Regions from separate parts of the Homo sapiens genome. Here region 1 is linked to region 2. A link is a loop called in an ENCODE intact Hi-C map of the cell type or tissue named here. Cell type or tissue: B cell. All regions are shown on one strand. Links, peaks and the distances in the headings refer to the core of each region. The heading gives the core; the rest is flanking DNA.

Region 1 (9,262 bases), core at 914-8,913, 51 kb after region 2:
TCAGCTTGGTGTTTGAGGCATTCTACAATATGTCTCATGTATACTCTGCTAACCTTGTCCCAATTTTGTTTGGACGGTATTTCTGAAAACATGCCTTTGGGCTACTGATAAGTGTTCTTTCACAAGAGTTCTATAGTCAAATAGGTTTGAGAGACTTGGGGAAAACAGTGACTTTGTGGCAGTACTTCCTCAGAGCCTTTCCTACACTAGTGTGCATTGTGAATGAATTTCAAAGAGTGGTATAGGCTGTAGTGTTTTCCAAACTTATTTGTCTATGGGATCCTTTTTTTTTTTTTTTTTTTTAGTGCATCTATTGACTTCTCATGGAAGCACTGTTTAGAGAATAACCGTCTACAAAAAACGATCTTTTCTGCTTGTATGACTTTGCTGATTTTGATTTTGTACCCTCCATCTTCCCCTCCAATTTTCTAAATCCTGCCCATCCTTTAAGGACCAACAACAAAGCCGTCTCTACCATAAAGCTTTGTCTGATCCTCTGAAAGCAGTCTTTCCTTGGAAATGTGGCGGTATCTTCTTTGCATCTCTCTTCTGGTATTCTGATACTTTGGTGTCATTTTTATCTCTCTTATTAGGTTAAAATCTCCTTGAGGGAAAGGACTGTGTCTTATTTACCTTGGATGCCCTCTGGTACTTCAATTTCTCACCTGTAGCAGGGGCTCAATAAGAATATGTAATTGAAACCAACCAGGGACTCAATGAAATGAGTCCTTTACTTAATTGCACTATTACATTGCTTTTCTTTGTTATACCTGTCTGAATTGTCTATATTGAGTAAAAAGACCCTTTAGCTTAAAGTAAGGCCAATATTTTGATTTCAAGAAGAATTTTTTTTTTTAAGTCCCCATATATATTTATGTTATGATCATAAATTATCAAGATTATAATAAACAAACATATCTATTAAACATAGACCTCTTAGGACTCATTTTACACACATACACAAACATTATTGTTTCATATTATTTCCAGCAAAGGCAATAAAAGAACACTTTTAAAAATTAGGTAGTTCATGTTATGATTTTGAGATTCACAGTTTTAAACAACCTTGTGTTTCAAAGAGGAAAAAAAGTAAGCACTTTCATTTTTGCCTCCTACTGACTCACCAACCAGGAAAGGTCGGAGTGGCAGTAGGAAGGAAAAATAAAAGTGATTGTTTTCCTGTGAGACACTGGGCTGCCCCACAGTATAAATTTCAAAATTATAGCAGCGATTCTGCATTTCTTTTTACACTGTTCCTTTCGTTTATGCCTCCTGCTGCTGCTCCTGTGTGGGTGGACTTCTTTCCCTGTTGGAAACAGGCAAGTGTCGTCCCAGGTTCTAGCTGCCTTGTGGCAGGTGGGGGAAGGGAGAAGGATTTTTTTCCCCTCCTCTCTGCATTCACACTGATGGTGTGAGACAGTGTAAGAAAGATTACCTGACAAGAGCTTATAGGCATTATTGCTTATTAAGTCTTTGAAAAACGTTACTGCTCTCAGTAGCATTATTTTAGAAGACTGGGAAAGGACAGCCTCTGCTCAGCTTTGACAACCTTTTTTTTGTTTTGTTCCACACCACTGGCCTGAATAATGGGGATGATATGGCAACATCTGGTTAGCCCAGTGACTTCTTTCACTTTTGTAATAGAAGTCTGGGCATAAACAGAAAACTAAGGATGTCAAGTTTCTGAGTGTCAAATACCAATTCCCTGTTATAATGATAAGTGATGTATATTGTTGGCATATCCATTCTTTTTCTTGTTTCAAAATGAATACTCTCACCCCATAATGTATAATATGTGGTCTCATTTTTGGTACAGTGTAAGTTCCTTTTGTTTTGTTTTAGAATGTGAGATTTATGTTTCTTTATTAATGTATTTTGAAATTTTTTCTATCAGCTCCACTCCTTCCCACCCTCCCTTCTTTTCCCCCTTTCTTCCTTTCTTGATTCTTTCCACTAACATCTAGAAGGTACTGAAAGGATATTTTGACTAGATTCTTGTTCTGTATATTTTCATTGCCTTTGGACTCTTGTTTTTGGAACAGTGGATTTAGCTTTTTAAAAATAAAAATAAAAATTCAAACTGTATAAAGATGGTGGTTGGGAAATAGTAAAATTTTTACTCTTTACTGTAAGACTAATTTTAAACAATGGAAGTTTACAATTAACATTTTGTGAGTATTTTGATTTATGGTTATTGGGTGAAGATGGCTATGGTAGAGTCACATTTTTTTCCAAAAAGTTAATTATAAACCAATTATAATCAGAGTACAATTTTAAGAATTTTTGCGAGTTATTAGAAGGAGGATTAATTTTCATTGTGATATGATCAGAGGCCTAGGTTATTTTTTTTTAATTTGAAGATAGTGTAATATTTTGGCTACTTATGAAAGAGAAAAGACATGTCACTCAGATCTGTGGGTAGAAAAAACAGATATTCCTTATTCTTACAGTGTGGAAAGTATGAAAATCTTATCTTGGAGTCTTGCAACTTAACCAGTAAGGTAGACTGACCATTCCTTTAAGCTTCATGGCAGTTCAGACTGTAATCCATTTACTATTTTGCATCTCTGTGGAGTGACTGTGGAGGGATGAAATAAAGTTTACCTTGAGTAGCATGTTCAGGGTAGTAATCAGGGTTCATTGTAGGCCAGCCAGAAAGTATCCCTCTCTATTGAGTGGGTATGAATTTTAGACTTGATAACTATATTACCTTCTTTTTTCTCTAGTTTATCTTCTGGAGTTACTTTCTTTGTGAAGTAAGTGTCATTTAACTTGTTTCTTTTGATAAACTGATTTTGCCAAGGTGTTTGTCATAGGCATTGAGTAGAGTGCTTCTATTTTTGGAAGTCTTTACAGAAATTTAGATGTTTCATTCTCCTAGTAACAGTTTCCTTCATTGAATAACTTTATTGATGGTACAGAAAGAGCAGTAGCTTTTTTGAGGAAAGAAGACTCTTGCTATAGGTTAAATTTATGGCCATGAAACTCAAAGCCTAATGCTGCTCAGCAATCATCCTTAGCGCATCCACTCCCTACTTTCCTGGCTCCAAACTCTCCCACTTTGTATATTTTCTGTCCTCAAACCCATAACATGTCCTTTCCTCATCCTAGCTCTAAGCTGATGCCCTTGCTCCTATTTTACTGAAGAAACTGAAGCAGTCAGAAGAGAACCTCCACAGACTCCTACCGTAGTTATCCTCCTCCCAGAATCTGTATTCACTTCATCTGCCTTTTCTGTTGTTACCAGATGAACTATCCACACTGCTCTCAAAGGCCAACCCTCCCATGTGCACCCCCTCTACTGGGTCCGTGCTACTATGCTATTACTTCTCCCATCTAAACAACAAAATGAAACAAAAGAAAACCCCTTAAACAGTCTAAGTTACTCTTCCTTCGAGTTGTTAACCTATTTCTCCGCTCCCTTTTATAGCAAAGTTCCCAGAAAGGTTTTTCTGTAATTCAGTCTCCCATTTCTCCTTTCTCTCTAAAATCTACTCTAATTAAGCTCTCTACCACACTGTGCCACCTAAGCTGCTCCTGTCAAGTTACAGTTACCTCTCCTGCTCCATCCAGTCCAGTTTTCAGGCCTCATTTTACTTAGCAGCTGCATTTGATAGAGTTGATTATGCTGTCTTCTTTGAAACCTATTCTTCACTTGGCTTCCAGGAATCTTATTGTTCTCTTGTCTTAATGGTCCCTCTATTGATTTCTTCTCACCTTCTGAGAAGGTGACACTTAACAGTGGAGTGCCCCAAGGCTCAGTTCCTTAGACCTCTTTTCTATCTATATCCCTTACTTAGTGTTCTCTTCCAGTCTCATGATTCTATGCTGGTGACTCTTTGTATCTCAACCTGGACCTCTGCCCCGAATTCCAAACTCATGTATCCATTTGCCTACTTGGCATCAAATTTTCATGTTTCAACCCTAATGCTGCCCAAACTGAATTCTAAATATTTCCCTCCAGACTGACAGCCCACCATCTTCTCCTTCTCAGTGGCAAGTCTATCCTTCCAGTTGCTGAGGTTAAAACTCTTAGAGCCATTCCTAACTTCCTCCTATTTCTCTGGTCTCATACTTAATGTTAGCAGATACCAGAGGCCGAATCTTTAAAATATATTTAGAATTTGAGCACTTCTTTTCTTCTCCACTGCTGCTACTCTGAAGTTACTTAATCTTTCACCTATTTTATTGCAGTATCTTCCTAATTGATCTCTTTGCTTTCATCCTCGCTCCTTTCCCCTTTAATCTATTCCCAATACAGCAATATTTCAGTCAGTCACGTCTGTTTAAAGCCTTTCAGTAGTTTCCCATTGGCTTGCTCATTCATATTCTTCAAGTATATATTTTAATATCACCTTCTCGATCACTCAATGAAAATGGAATCTTCCCACTCACACAGTATGTCAACCCTGCAATATTTTTCTCCATAGAATGTATCACCTTATCACTTATTTTGTTCATTGTTTTTCTTCTCTTAGGGTATAAGCTCTCTCCCTAGTCCCAGAGTGGTACACATAGTAGGCATTCAATAAATATTTGTTGAGTGAATACAAACTTGGTTTCAAATCAACCTGTCCACTTTCTTTATGAGCCCTGCTTTTAAAATGAACATGAAAATACATAAATATCTTCAGAATTTGTCTTTCATTATGCATGTAACCACCTACATTCTCCCTTTCTTATTGAAGTTTTAATTTTTCCCCACCTCCTTGCTTCAGTTGGAACACACTTCTCCCCCCCAGGACACTGCTTCCCCTGTAACCCTCTCAAGTGGAGGCTACTTATTCTCCCTTGCCCACATACATAGGATCAGGAGGTCGGAACCACAAACTTCTCCATCCACAATGCCTCTTCTAGAACACTACTTCTCCTTTTTCAGAGGGGCAAGGGGCGGGGTGGGGTGAGGAACCACAGCTTTGAGGCTTATTCCATTCAACTAAAGGACTTATACCTTCCTTATTGCAGTCATCTTCTGACCTCCTCATTACCTCTCACATGAATTGAAAATTTAACCCCTGACCCACTCTCTTGCCACCTTCATTCTGGACAGTAGTACTGCTGCTACCATCAGTGTTTACTGATTATTGTGCTCTTAAAATGTACCTACCCCATTACCCCATGCTTACCATTTCAGATAACATTGCCTCATTTAATCCTAACATAAACCATATAAGGCATTCTTTTTTACACATTACAAATGAGGAGACTGAGGCTCCGACTAATTAACTAACTTGTCCATCGTCACATAGCTAGTAAGTAGTGAAGCTGGGATTTGACCCAGGTCTGTTTGACTCCAAGCCAATTAGTTTTTAGCTTTCACAGAGAAATCTCAAACATTCCTTGAACAGTCTTATCTCCTCAATTACTGACTCTTGATATTCTTATAGGTACCTCATACTTACAGTTTTCAAGATGAAATTTATCGTATTCTGTTCAAGGTTACACTTTTGCTTGTGATTAGTACTTATCTAGAGTTGCCCAACCTAGAAACAAGGGAGTCTTATACTCATGTTTAGGCATTTTCAGTGTTCTCTTGATTTTGCCGCTTAAGTAGCTGTTGAATCTGCGAATTCCCTATGTCCTGGCTATAACTCCTCTAGTTTAGAATATTGTCATTTGATGCCTGGATTATTGCAGCAGGTTTGTAACTGGTCTTCTTTCCTCTCATTTTACCATTTCTAGTTCATTCTCTACATTGCAGCAAGAGTTGTCTTTCTAAAGTATACATTTTATTATATTCCTCGCCTTATTTCTTCTGAATTCTTATTACTTTTAAGATGAATTTTACATTGCTTTATATAACTTCAGAGATCTTTATCATCTGGTCTCCTTTGATTCCTCTAGCTGCATTTTGTGCCATTTCGAATTTTGGACTCAGATTCAGCCATTTGTTGATTATAACCATGCTTTTTTCATCTCCAAGGTGGTAATGTGATGGATTTAGGTGATATTCAAGGAGATTCAGTCAATAATGAGACATAATGAACATACAGAATCATTACAATATATATTGCCTATAAAAGTGGTTTTATGACAGAGATCCTAAGAAAAATATTTTAGTAACAGAAATATATACTTTGGAAGACAATAATGAGATTACTTTGAGAAACATTATATGGGTGACTATATTAGCATGCTTCTAATAATATGCTTTGTGAGTATTGTTTACTTTTGTATATCATATTTTATATCAGTGAATACTAGATAAAGGGTAATCAGCAAATGTTTTTTGAATGGATAATCTCTAACTGAAAGTTAATTTCTACTTTTTCCACTAAATATTGATTAGTTAACTGTACAGTCCCGAGTCACCTAACATCAGGGATTCATTCTGAGAACTGCATTGTCAGGCAAGTTCTTTGTTTTGCAAACACCATAGAGTGCACTTCCACAAACCCCGACAGGATAGCCTACTACACACCTAGGCTATATTGTACAGTCTGTTGCTCCTAGTCTACAAAGCTGCACAGTGTGTTACTATACTGTAGGCAGTTGTAACACAATGATAAGTATTTATGTACCTAATCATATCTAAACCTAGAAAAAGTACAGTAAAAATATGGTTTTGTAATCTTATGGCCAGACATTCCTATACTGCCTGGTGTTGGCTGAAATGTCATTAGATGGCGCATGACTGTATTATTCTTATAGTATGTAGATTTCAGTTATTCTAGAGTTATTTTAGAAAATGACTGTGTGACAATATTGAATACTAAGAAAACTGTCAAATTGGGGAATGACTTCAAAATATTTAAAGTGCGTTTGAGTTGTCTTTAAATTTAGATTCATCACACTTACATACTTACGAGTGAGAGTACCTCATATTTTAAGGGAAATGCTTGAGAAATTTACATGATTTTTGAAAAGAATGAGAACACAGTAAGAATTCTCTTGCCTGCTGCTTTCTTGGAAATTTCTATTTGAACAGTCTGTTCAGAGCGATGGGGCAAAGATGAGGATGAGGCTGATTAATCAAAATAGTCTTCCGTCTTCCAACTTTATTTGAAACAGTTTAAGACAGAGTGAGACTCCGTCTCAAAAAAAAAAAAAAAGAAATATGCTTTAATAACCACAATGATGAGATCATTGTTTTTTTGAAGGTGAATTTGATATTTGGAAATATCTTAAAATTCTTTAGACCCAAGTGTTTACTTGGTTTTGAATAAAGTACATAGTCTTGGTATTCTTTTTTTTGACCAAAATGAGATATATTCTTAAACCAATAATTTTTTTGTTGTTGTTCTTGAGACGGAGTCCTGCTCTGTCACCTAGGCTGGAGTGCAAGTGCAGTGGCACGATCTCGGCTCACTGCAACCTTTGCCACCTGGGTTTAAGCGATTCTCCTGCCTCAGCCTCCTGAGTAGCTGGGATTACAGGTGTGTGCCGCACACCTGGCTAATTTTTGTATTTTTAGTACAGATGGGGTTTCAGCATCTTGACCAGGCTGGTCTTGAACTCCTAACCTTGTGATCCACCCGCCTTGGCCTCCCAAAGCACTGGGATTACAGGCGTGAGCCACCACTCCCGGCCAAGACCAATAATTTTTATACAATTCACATGCTATCTCTGATTACCATTCTAAAGAAGAAGTTTCAGACATGTTTTCAGTAGTGGAAGCCTTCCTGGTGTAAAACCATAGCCTCCCATGGTAGCTGTTTTGAAGAGCAATGTTGAATGTATACATTCTAATCTGTTTGTTAGAGGTCAGTGGTATTTACATTTAGGATACCTGTATATTTTGTCTTCCTTTATATTGTTACTATGTGAATATTACGATCTTGTCATATGATTCTTATGTTTCACATAGCTTTCTCACTAAATATTCATAAAACAAACACAAATTTCAAAATTTGATGTTTTTCTTGTCACATTCATATAGAATACATTTAATCATGTCTTCTTTTCCTTTAGTAAATTTCATTCAGTGTTGGGGCACAAGTAAATAGAGGAGGAGGAGTTTCTAGTACAGTTATGATAGGTGTCCCTTAGGGGGTCAGGGGAGTACCTGGAATTAATTTAATTTTAGAACCAATAAATGGAATGATAAATCAGATTACCTGGAGTGAGTGAGCAAAAATTAGAAAAGAATGCTGAGGATGATACCCTGTGGTGTACCAGCATTTATGGAGAGGAATATATAGCGGACCTGGAAGGAAACAGAAGGACATAGCTTAGCATGGTGGGTTAGAGCATGAGCTCTGAAGTCATATTGGCTGGGATCAGTTCTTAGTCCCTCACTTCCTAGCTGTGTGATGGTGAGGGGAAGTTGTTTAGCATCTGTAAACCTCAGTTTTCTTATTAGTAAATGAGATGAATCAAGTTTTTACCTCATCAAGTTGATATGGAGCTTTCAGTATGATGCTTGACACATAGTTAGCATTCATTAAATGTTAGCAAAAATGATGATGATGACTGCAATGACAACAAGCTGCCAATAATTGTCTTGGCCCACATTTCTCTACCCATTGTTTTCTTCCATATCGTATCTTTTATTACATCTTTATTACCTATTTTCTGCCTAGATGGCTTCTCCTTTAGCCTTGTTTTTACCAGTAAATGGCAGCACTATTCATCTGTGTGCTTCAGCCAAAAATCTCAATCATCCTTGATTTCTCTCTCTCCCTCACTCCTCATATTCAATTAATTGGCAAGTTTTTGACTCCATCTCAAATTATATTCTTATTACATCTACTGTCCTCATCTCTCTAACTCCTCAGGCCACACCTACTACCTCCTGTCCAGTCTCCCTGCTTCCATTCTTGCTCTACTCATCCTCCTTCCCAGTTCTCCATGCAGCATCATGAGTTATTTTTGTAAAATGTGTATCAGAACACAGTATGGTGCTACCTTGCTGAAAACCCAGACCCCCTTACTCCTTACTCTTGCTGTCAAAGTGTAATATGATTTTCTCAGTGCTTACCTCTTTTTCTTTCTTTTTCTTTTTTTTTTTTTTGAGATAAGGTCTCACTCTGACACCCAGGCTGAAATGCCGTGGCGTGATCTCAGCTCACTTTTTTTTTTTTTTTTTGAGACAGAGTTTCGCTCTGTTGCCCAGGCTGGAGTGCAGTGGCTCACTGCAAGCTCCACCTCCCGGGTTCAGGCCATTCTCCTGCCTCAGCCTCCCGAGTAGCTGTGACCACAGGCGTGCGCTACTACACCCTGCTAGTTTTTTTGTATTTTTAGTACGGACGGGGTTTCACTGTGTTAGCCAGGATGGTCTCGATCTCCTGACCTCGTGATCCACCCGCCTCGGCCCCACAAA
Region 2 (9,262 bases), core at 468-8,467:
TTCTACATGTATGAAAAGTAATTAATCTGGAAAAAAATGCAGGGATTTTGGAATTATTTTTTGGAAACATTACTTATGTATTCTGGATTTTAGAAACTGTTACTTTCAAACTCTTTGTTCTTTGTTTTATTACGTGCTAACCATCTACTTATAATTTTTACATACTTTAATGGCTCAGTAAAATATAGTACAACTGATTACAGTTATTTGTTGTACTCTGAGAAGGCTTATTATGGGAAAAAAAACTGTGTTGGATATAATGGGAGATTCAGAGGAATCTACTACAGACTTTGTTGTTATGGACTTCATAATCCCGATTGATAGTAGTCATTAACAATATAAGAAAGGCCCTTAGTGCCACTAGAGTATACCATAGTATAGGCCTTCTACAGGAAGGGGATGTCTCCTTTGGTTTGAATGAGAACTCATGGAAGCATAGGGATTTGTGCTTGGCTTTGAGAGGAGGCCATTGTGGTAGGTGAAATTATAATAGGATTTCTGAAACTCAAAAATGGGCCAGTTTGGCAGAAATAAGTGGGGCATGAGGTTCTGATTCATTCTCTTTATAGCTGCCAAAATGGTGGTATTTGTGAAATGAAAAATCAACCCTATAACTCCCATCTGGAAAACCCGTCTTTAGAGGTTACATTGGTAGCCTGAAACTTCAGATTTTTCTTGATTTTTCATGTGGCGATGTCTCTGGAAGATGTTTCGGAATACTACTACTTCCACTAGGCCATGAGCTCTTTAATGGAACCATTCTGAGTACCTGCCTGGTTCAAAGGAGGAGTTTAGTAAATTTCCGTTGAATAGATAGGGGCCTGTAATTCCAGGCTAAGGAATTTATTGTAAAGATTGTGAAGAATCATCAGAAATGTTTTTTTAAAAAAGAATGATACAGTGAAAGATACAATGAAGGAGGTATTCTAGGATGATTTAATTGCAGCCAATTGAGTATTATGCATGCTGACCCTCTAAATATTATACTTTGAAATGTTTCTGACTTATAGTAAATAAACATTTTAGTTAATAATGTCCTAAACATGTGTGTTAGTCAGTTGATACAACAAATGTTCAAATTTCTGCTGCTTTTTTTTTGGACTCTAAATTAGCATTTAGAGGCAGCTTTTTACCAATGTTTTTTAAGTTTATCAAGATGAAACAGGGTTAAGCAGGCATTATATTTTCATTCATTCAGCAAATATTTGCATGCCTGCTATGTGCCTATGGTGTTCTGAGCACTGGAAACACAGTGGTGATAAATATAGCATGTGACTCGAGACGTTTTTAATGGTCTAATGTCATTCATAATTCTGAAGTGGTTCAAGAAACAGGTGAAGAAAATGTAAAAACAATTTTTTTTCTTTCCTTTATTCCGTTTTATCCTAACAAATATTGTAAGTGGATATCTTGGAATGTAGGTGCCTACCCTGGGCTTACTTGAACATTATGTATGTTGGTGGTATCTGGTCCATTTAATAGTTGGATGTTTACTTAACAACAGCTTTCTTTAAAATGATTTTATAATGAGATTTGTACATGCCAGATTTTAGAATTTTTGAAGAATGTTTTGTTATTACTGCTGTATAGTGTGAAAATAGTAATTTTTCACACCATATTAGCTACCCTCGTAGTATGCAAGGATTTGACTTTATTCACTGGGCAATTTTCACAAATGACAAACACATTATAAATAAATGTATGGAATGTTTCACCTATTCAGACACAAGAATCCTTTATAACAATTGGTTTATGACTCAGTGCGATTTTTCTTGAAGGGGTAGATTTACAGTTCTAAATATTATCTCTTCAGTTGATTAGCTTAACTTCCTGTCGATCTGTTTGACAGACAAATTTTACATGGCTATTGTTGGAAAATGTAGAATATATTTTTAATTTTAAATAGTCAAACTGCTTACATATTCATATAACTTTCATTTTTCTAGATCATTCAAAGATCTAGGGGATTTATGACTGATGTTTGATTTAATAATTCTTAAATGAAATTGATTTGTGTTTAAGGCATGTTTACCAACATCAAAACACACATGCACACAATGCAACAACCATGGCAACAACAGTAACAGCAAGATTACCCTTACTTCCATTAATGAAATCACAATATATATATTTTTAAGATGGGATCTTGCTGTGTTGCCCAGGCTGGAGTGCAGTGGTGCCATCATGACTCACTGCGGCTTCGAACTCCAGGGCTGAAGTGGTCCTCTTGCTTCGGCCTCCCAAGTAGCTGGGACCAAAGTTGCACACCACTATGCCTGGCTAATTGAAATTTATTTATTTATTTATTTATTTATTTAGCTAGTTAGTTAGTTAGTTAGTAGAGACAAGGTCTCGCTATGTTGCCCAGGCTGCTGTTGCACTTCTGGCTTCAAGTCATTTTCTTCCCTTGGGATCCCCAACAAAATATTTTTAACCAAAATAGAAAGATAGTGGTGATTTTGGGAGTCTTGTGGCAAGACAGTTTTGAAAGGTACTAGGAAAACTTACAGTAAAAACAGTGTCTTACTGTTGTTTTTAGTATACAAGCAAGCATCGAATATAGACACTGGACACATTATTATAGATATCTGCTTTTCCTTTCTGAGGCACTTCTTTTACATAGTAGTACATGCTGTCTATTTTTTTTTTTTTTTTTTTTTTTGGTCAGAAGAGAGGCTTTTTGCTTAGTGATTCTGTGTTTGAACTTTGTTCTTCATAAATAGTGTCCATCAGTTGAGATAAGCCAGATTTTCTGGCAGATATTTGCGTTTTTAAAGAAGTGTTTTCAATGATTGGCGTCTTCTTTTGTGTGTTGTCCAAATTTGTGAAATTGCGTAAGAAATATATATATATTTTTAACTTTATATTCCTCTAGCAGGGAGCAAGTGAATTATCTCATGTCTAAAAATGCCTCAGTAGAGCTTTATTGGTAGATCTATGAAAGTCTTACTCTGACTTGTAGAACTAGATATCTAATTTAAGTTACAGTGTTCTAATATTTTAAAAATTAGAAATTTGTAAGAAACACCTTATTTTGACATATTGAAAGTTGCCAGCCACCTCTGACCATCCATGAAATGTAAGCTTTATAATGAGTGTGAGGACCAAACAGTACCTCCCATCTATAGGTAGTGCTGCCTGGAATGTCCTCTCTGCCCCATTTTCTCTTCTCTTGATTTTATTAAAATTGGGGCAAGGAGTGCTGAGTACCAGGATGGCAAGGAGTACTGAGAACTATGATTTTATTAAAATTGACAGAAGAGGAAATGGGGCAGAGAAGGCATTATTTGTTCAGTTTGATTGGTGATTGGTTGCTGGTTGTCTTCCAGATTAGTTGTCATTTTTATTTCAGTTTCATCAGGCTGTACCAGTAGGCACGTTCTGAAATATTAAAAGTGAAAATGAAAATCTATAAATCATCTTTTTTTGCTAAAACTCATACACATAGTCTTGGATCTAGAAGATAATCTTATCTCGAAGGAGCTATGCTGCAGCCCTTGACTAGCTGGAAGATTTATGTTAGCAGATCACCTTTCTAATGGTCATGTTACTTAACTTATGGCAAATATGTTTAGAACAGTAAAATGATCAACAGAAATTATTTTTACTTGTGAAAGGATGTATTTGAAATTATTTCTTTAGCTACTGAAATATTTCTGCTTACTTATTTTCTGTTTAGCAATGAATTCAAGTGATGTTAAGGCATATCGGTTGTATGTGATGTATGGCAAACTATAATATTGAAACCATTAAATATTTAGATTTATTAAACTTCCCTTTACCTTTAGAATTTCCTTTAAAAGTTTCAAAGGCCAGGATATTGTGTAAAGAGCAAAAGAGCAAGTTTTTGTTTTGTTTTGTTTTGTTTTGTATTGTTATTTGCCAGTTATCATACAGGCTGGCAAGGAATGCTGAGACCTGCTTTGCAGTTCTTTGACCTACTGGATTGCCTACATAACTAGCTACAGAAGTAGCTCAAAGATACAGGATGGCTGGTGCATTTGTTGTTTGGCATACTTGGTAAGGATGTACAAGGATGTGTGGGCCCCATGACAGACAGTCTTTCCTGACAGTCCAACCTTTGCCCATACACATTCTTGGTTGAACTCAAATTTTCATATGAGTATACCACCCCATCAGCAATTCAGATTAGATATGCTGTCAGGTGCTGAGGAAAAATTCATCCAGTTTATCTCATACAACACTTGATGAGGACAATTATCAACAGAATGAGGCCAACCTGCAGTATTCACCTCAACCATGTACCCTAGGATTCTGGACTCAACAAATTAAGTAAAGTCCCAGACAGTACTAGTAGATATTATTTCAGATAATCATTTAGCTCCCTTCCTTATGGGAAGTATGGATTGTTCCATCTGAGCAGTGGTATTAATTCATACATATCTTGGTCAGCCAGCATGTAGTTTAGGCCAGTATGTTATGCATTATGACTTGTACAAAGGAATTTTAAGCTGACCTGCTGATATTCCAGAGTTTGCACAGCCCCATTGCCTGTGGTAACTAAAGTTAAGGATAGATTTCTGACCATTTGCTCTGTGGCATGAATTCCACTGTCAGGGAAAAGTACTTGCACTGCTATGTGGAATGAGAAGCCTGCATGTCCTCTGGGTAGTTTAGCCTAGATGAGGCACATGTTGTCTTCAATATCTAAACAGTCCAATTATGTGCCAGGCTTCCCTTTTGGTAGGTGGGGACTGCAGGGTAAGTAATTTTTCCTTTATTGTCTCAGGGCAGTCAGCATTGCTCCTGAGAATTTGACTCCGATGGCTAGTCCCTATATCTCATCAGGATTAATGAACCACCCCTGGGCCCTCATGTGAGTCAGCATCTCTTCCAAAGCCATTGCCAAGGGAGAAAGGCTTGTTCCACATCTCAGCATTGATGCAAACAGCAGGAGAATTCAGATACTCCCGTGGCTGCTCAGTAAATCTGTTTTGGAACCTGGAGATAAACTGATCTTAATTTTCTGGTACCCAAGGGATTGAGAAAGAGACAGTAGCAATATCCAAGATGGCATACCAGGTGTCATTAGTTTGTGCAGTTGATTCAGTCATGGTCACAATGTCTGGAACACCCAGAGCAACAGGGACAACAACTGAATTCAGTTGGTGAGAATCCACTGTAGGCTGCCAGCTCTCGTTAGTGTCAGTATCTAAAAGAACCATACAAGTTTGGATTGCCCACCTTGACCTTTCTTCCTGAAGTCTTTCCCGTGGGTAGAAAGACTTTGGCTGCATCTCTGGTCCCTTTATCTTTAAAGGATAGCAAATTAGGGTACAAAGGTACAAGGTTATGTAATGGAGGCAATGAAGGAGTAATTTATTCTAAGGTTGCCACTCAGCTTCTTAGTTCCGCTAGTAGAGGGGGATTGATTTCCATGGAGGAATCTGGCTCTATAGAGGCACTTCTGGTTTTAATCAGACTGCTTTGCTTTCAACCAGCTACCTGCTTCAGGGCTCCCATAGCACAATTTCTGGTGCCAATTTTTTGGGTGCTGATCCCATCTGTGTTTGCTTAGGGAATCCTTGTTTTAATAGTCATAGTGACATTGCCTTTTGGCTTTCCAAAAAGTCGTTGTCTATCTCAGCACACTGCTCGCTCTACCTTTTTTTGTTGTTGTTTTGTTTAGGTGAGAACCTGGATTTCATAGAGAATGCAAGGGGTAACACAGTTTTAGAGGAAATGACTAAGTAAGCTGATTAGCTTACCACAACTTCATAGGTGATAAAAGTAGATAAGACTTAGTGATGAAAGCAAGGCAGTTTTTTAAAGCACAGCAAACAGCAGGAGTATCAGCATAGTAGTACCAGTTTTCTTGCCTATAAGTTCAGTGGAGAGAAGTGATGGCCCTTCATGGTGGTTATGCTTGCATGAGTTGTGTGGCAGCTGAGGAGCCCAGAACTAAGGGCTCAGTACTTTTTGTAGCAGCTAGCAGGGAAGCCTGACACCATTGGCAGGGAGTAAGCAGTTGTACTGAAGTCCCTGTAGTTACTTTGACCCGTGCCACTAGCTACATAGAAAGGGCTCAGGGACAGAAGATACTTAGACCTTGTAGTTTTGTCTGCTTCTTGAGGCTGTGCTGCAAACACTTGGCTCTCCTGATATATTATTATCAATATGAAACACCTAAAATATTATAAGAATAGGTATTTTTCAAATAATGTGCATGAAATAGTATAGTAATACTATATCTGAGTTCTGCTTTCAGAGTTAATAAAACACTTGTATAATTTATGTCGCGAAGTCATCCTACTTGGTGAAGTAGGCCAGGAAAGTTGATCATCTCCATTTTGCAGAAAAGAAAACTGATGCTCACAGAGGGTAAGTGGCACGTGGCAGATTATATGTGAAAGTTGTGCAACCAGGCATTGAACCTCATCTGTTTTCTTTTACTATCCTAAATCAAGTGCGCTTGAATGAGTAGAAAGTGATGATTTGTAGGTTATGGATAATATTTACATATCTGAATATTTCAATAAAATTGTTACTCTCTTGAAACTTCAAAATCCTAAGTTAACAGTTTGCCTAGGAAATACATTGGTGTTAAAATTTAGTTCAGTTTATGTGTGGCATGTTACGTATTTTGAATATAAGTCTGAATTAAGATTTTACTGGTATTAGTGTCATATAGGAAAAGAAAGTGGAAAAGAATGCTATTTGAAAGGATTTTTTAAAAACGTTGTTATTTTTGTTTAATTTTCATGTCGTAAGTCCCTAGTTGTATGAACTGACATCTTACAATTAGATAAGTTATATTTAAAGCACAATTGAGAGAAAAAGTTCATATTTATTTGCATCTTTCGAGTTAAAAGAACTAAAGATTCGTTCTAACTCTGAGTGGTATGAACAGTAAGCAGTAGGATACTACTAAGTAGAAGATCATAGTAGTCAGGCTAGTGTTAGGTCAGACTTTCCATTATTAATCCTTCTTTTGGTATATATAACTTTTGGTTGAAAATTCTAAGGAACAATTTGTATACAAATTTTCGGCCTGGGTTGAACAAATATGTCATGACCCACTTACAGGCCTCATTAAACATTTGGATTAATGTTAAGGGCTTTTAAGATGAAGGCAAATTTTATGTTTTAGAATATGTTTTCAAAGTATTTGTTCTTTTGGGACAAACAGCTTAAAGTTATTTTATTCATTCCTTCTGGGGCTGCTTTATTTTTAGTATTAAACTCAGAATAGCTACCAAGCTCAAGTGATAAACTTTAAAAACCTATAAATTGTAATCATTATGAATCAAAACAGCATTTAATCGCAAGAAGCTGTTGGATGTGAATAAAGAATTTGTGTATTAATTGATTAAAAAGTTAAACTTATCTCCAGGTTTCAATGATATTTTTAAAAAGAGAGGAGGGTCATTATTTTGTGGCTACTTAATTATTTAATTTGTATTGCCATATAGGCAAATGTTAAGAATGCAACATCTTGAATAATTCTTTCCTATACTTTGAGTAATTTTATTTTGAAAAATGCTTGCATTTTATTTGAAACACATGAAACAGAAGTATTTTAATGAAAATATTACTGCCACATTAAGTTTTCTGTTCTTGAAGATGTATAAAAATTACCCCATTTTATCTCCCTAACACTATCAGAGTTGCCATCAAAATCCGCTATGAAAACTTATCATTTAGTATATATTAAAGCATTCATCTGGGAACATGTTGTCAGCTTTCAGTCAGTTGCAACAAACAACAGACTTTTAGAGACTCCTCTAAATTTCAGCGTGCCTCCGTCTTCTTAAATCTATACCCCTGATATTTTCTCACACAACAAGTAAACCAACCTAAACTGGCAGAGAGGTGGAATTTTTATGCCAGTATTTTTCTTTAATGCTTTTGGATGACTTAAGCTTTAATAAAATGCATATTTATTAAGAGTATACTGTTTTATGGACTTCTAGAATAAAAATACAGTTTTACTAAATAAAATTGAACAGAATTAATCAGATATTATAGAGAAGACATGCTTCTCTGTGTATTTAGAGGATACTCTCTAAAGTCCCTTGTAACTCTGAATTTTAAAATCTGTGACTCATTCTGGTCCTAGATCATTTTTTTGCATTCTTATAAATGCAAATGTATCTGTAATTAAGTAATTGTTAATGGAATTACAAATTGAGAAATTTAGTAACTTTTCCTAGGAATGGTTTGTTTCTTTTTTATTTCTACCGTTATTAGGAGAGTGGCCCTGAAAGAGAAGGATGATAATTTTTTTTGTTTTATTTCCAACATATGGAATTTGTTATAATCTTCTTAGAATCTTGGCTTTTCTAGACTAGTAGAAGGATTTTGCTATGCTTCCTATTAGATAAATAGTAAAGAGGTGGTCATGAGTTTTATATAGTACTTTGTTTAGTGCATTTGCTTTTATTTCATACTTTGATGTATTCATATCATTTATAGATTTTTTAGAGTGTTTTGAAACAAGTAGTAACATCAACACTTAAGTTTACAAAATATTTTTTTTCTAACTCAGTAGATCAAACAGGGAAACTAACACATCAAGGGGTCCTAGGCCTTTAATCCCGCTGGGTCCTGGCAGAAGTGAAATGCTCTTTTCACTATGTGGCTATTACAAACTGTGCTGTCCTGAACATTTTTGTATGTCTTTGTGCATATGTTAGAGTTTTTTTGGAGTATATACTAGGAGAAGAATTGGTGGGTTGTAGGGATGTTGTCCTTCAAATATTTCTGCCTGTAGTATATGTGAGTTCCAGCTGTTCCATATCCTTGTTTTATTTTGACAGAATTTAATTTTTTTAGCCCATCTGATAAGTATGAAGTGGTATCCTGTTGTTTAATTTGCATCTCCCTGATTTGTGATGAGATTGAGAATATTTTCATATGCTCTTCTACAAATTACTTGTTAATGTCTTTTGCCAGTTAAAAAAAATTAGGTTGACTTTCGCGTATTGATTTTTTTCATAAATCCTAGATATGAATTCTAAGTTGTATGCATTGTACATATTCTTTTTATTGATCTGTGACTTTTCTTTGTACTTTTTAAATTACCTCTCTTGATGAACAGATATTTCTAATTTTAATGTAATTAAATTTGTTAGTCGTTTTTTTATAGTTTGTAATACTTGTCCTGAAGTGTATTTTTCTTTACCTAGATGTTGTGAAGAAATACTTGTCTATTTTCTTCAAAAAGTTGTAAAGTTCTGCTTTTCATATTTAGTTCTTTAATCTGCTCTGTATAGTACAAGGTGGTAATCCTTTGTTTCTG

Evidence for each region. A loop is a pair of places that touch in the nucleus more often than their neighbours do. Peaks named below come from ENCODE experiments on the same cell type or tissue, not always from the same donor. Only the 100,000 strongest peaks of a DNase experiment are listed, where the experiment ranks them.
Region 1: it touches region 2 in a loop (2.9-fold over the local background); 6 of 110 quality-filtered maps call a loop at or near these places.

The regions. Positions count from the first base shown.
Region 1 is chr1:198,233,463-198,242,724 of GRCh38, forward strand. All of the region lies in intron 2 of NEK7 (NIMA related kinase 7), which reads left to right. Among named protein-coding and RNA genes, the nearest start is that of NEK7, 81 kb to the left of the region's middle. In B cell, for the core only: no CTCF peak of the experiment used is centred there; a DNase peak (open chromatin) is centred at 4,859; H3K27ac peaks cover 476 bases.
Region 2 is chr1:198,182,552-198,191,813 of GRCh38, forward strand. The region is part of intron 1 of NEK7 (NIMA related kinase 7); the gene reads left to right. Among named protein-coding and RNA genes, the nearest start is that of NEK7, 30 kb to the left of the region's middle. In B cell, for the core only: no CTCF peak of the experiment used is centred there; no DNase peak of the experiment used is centred there.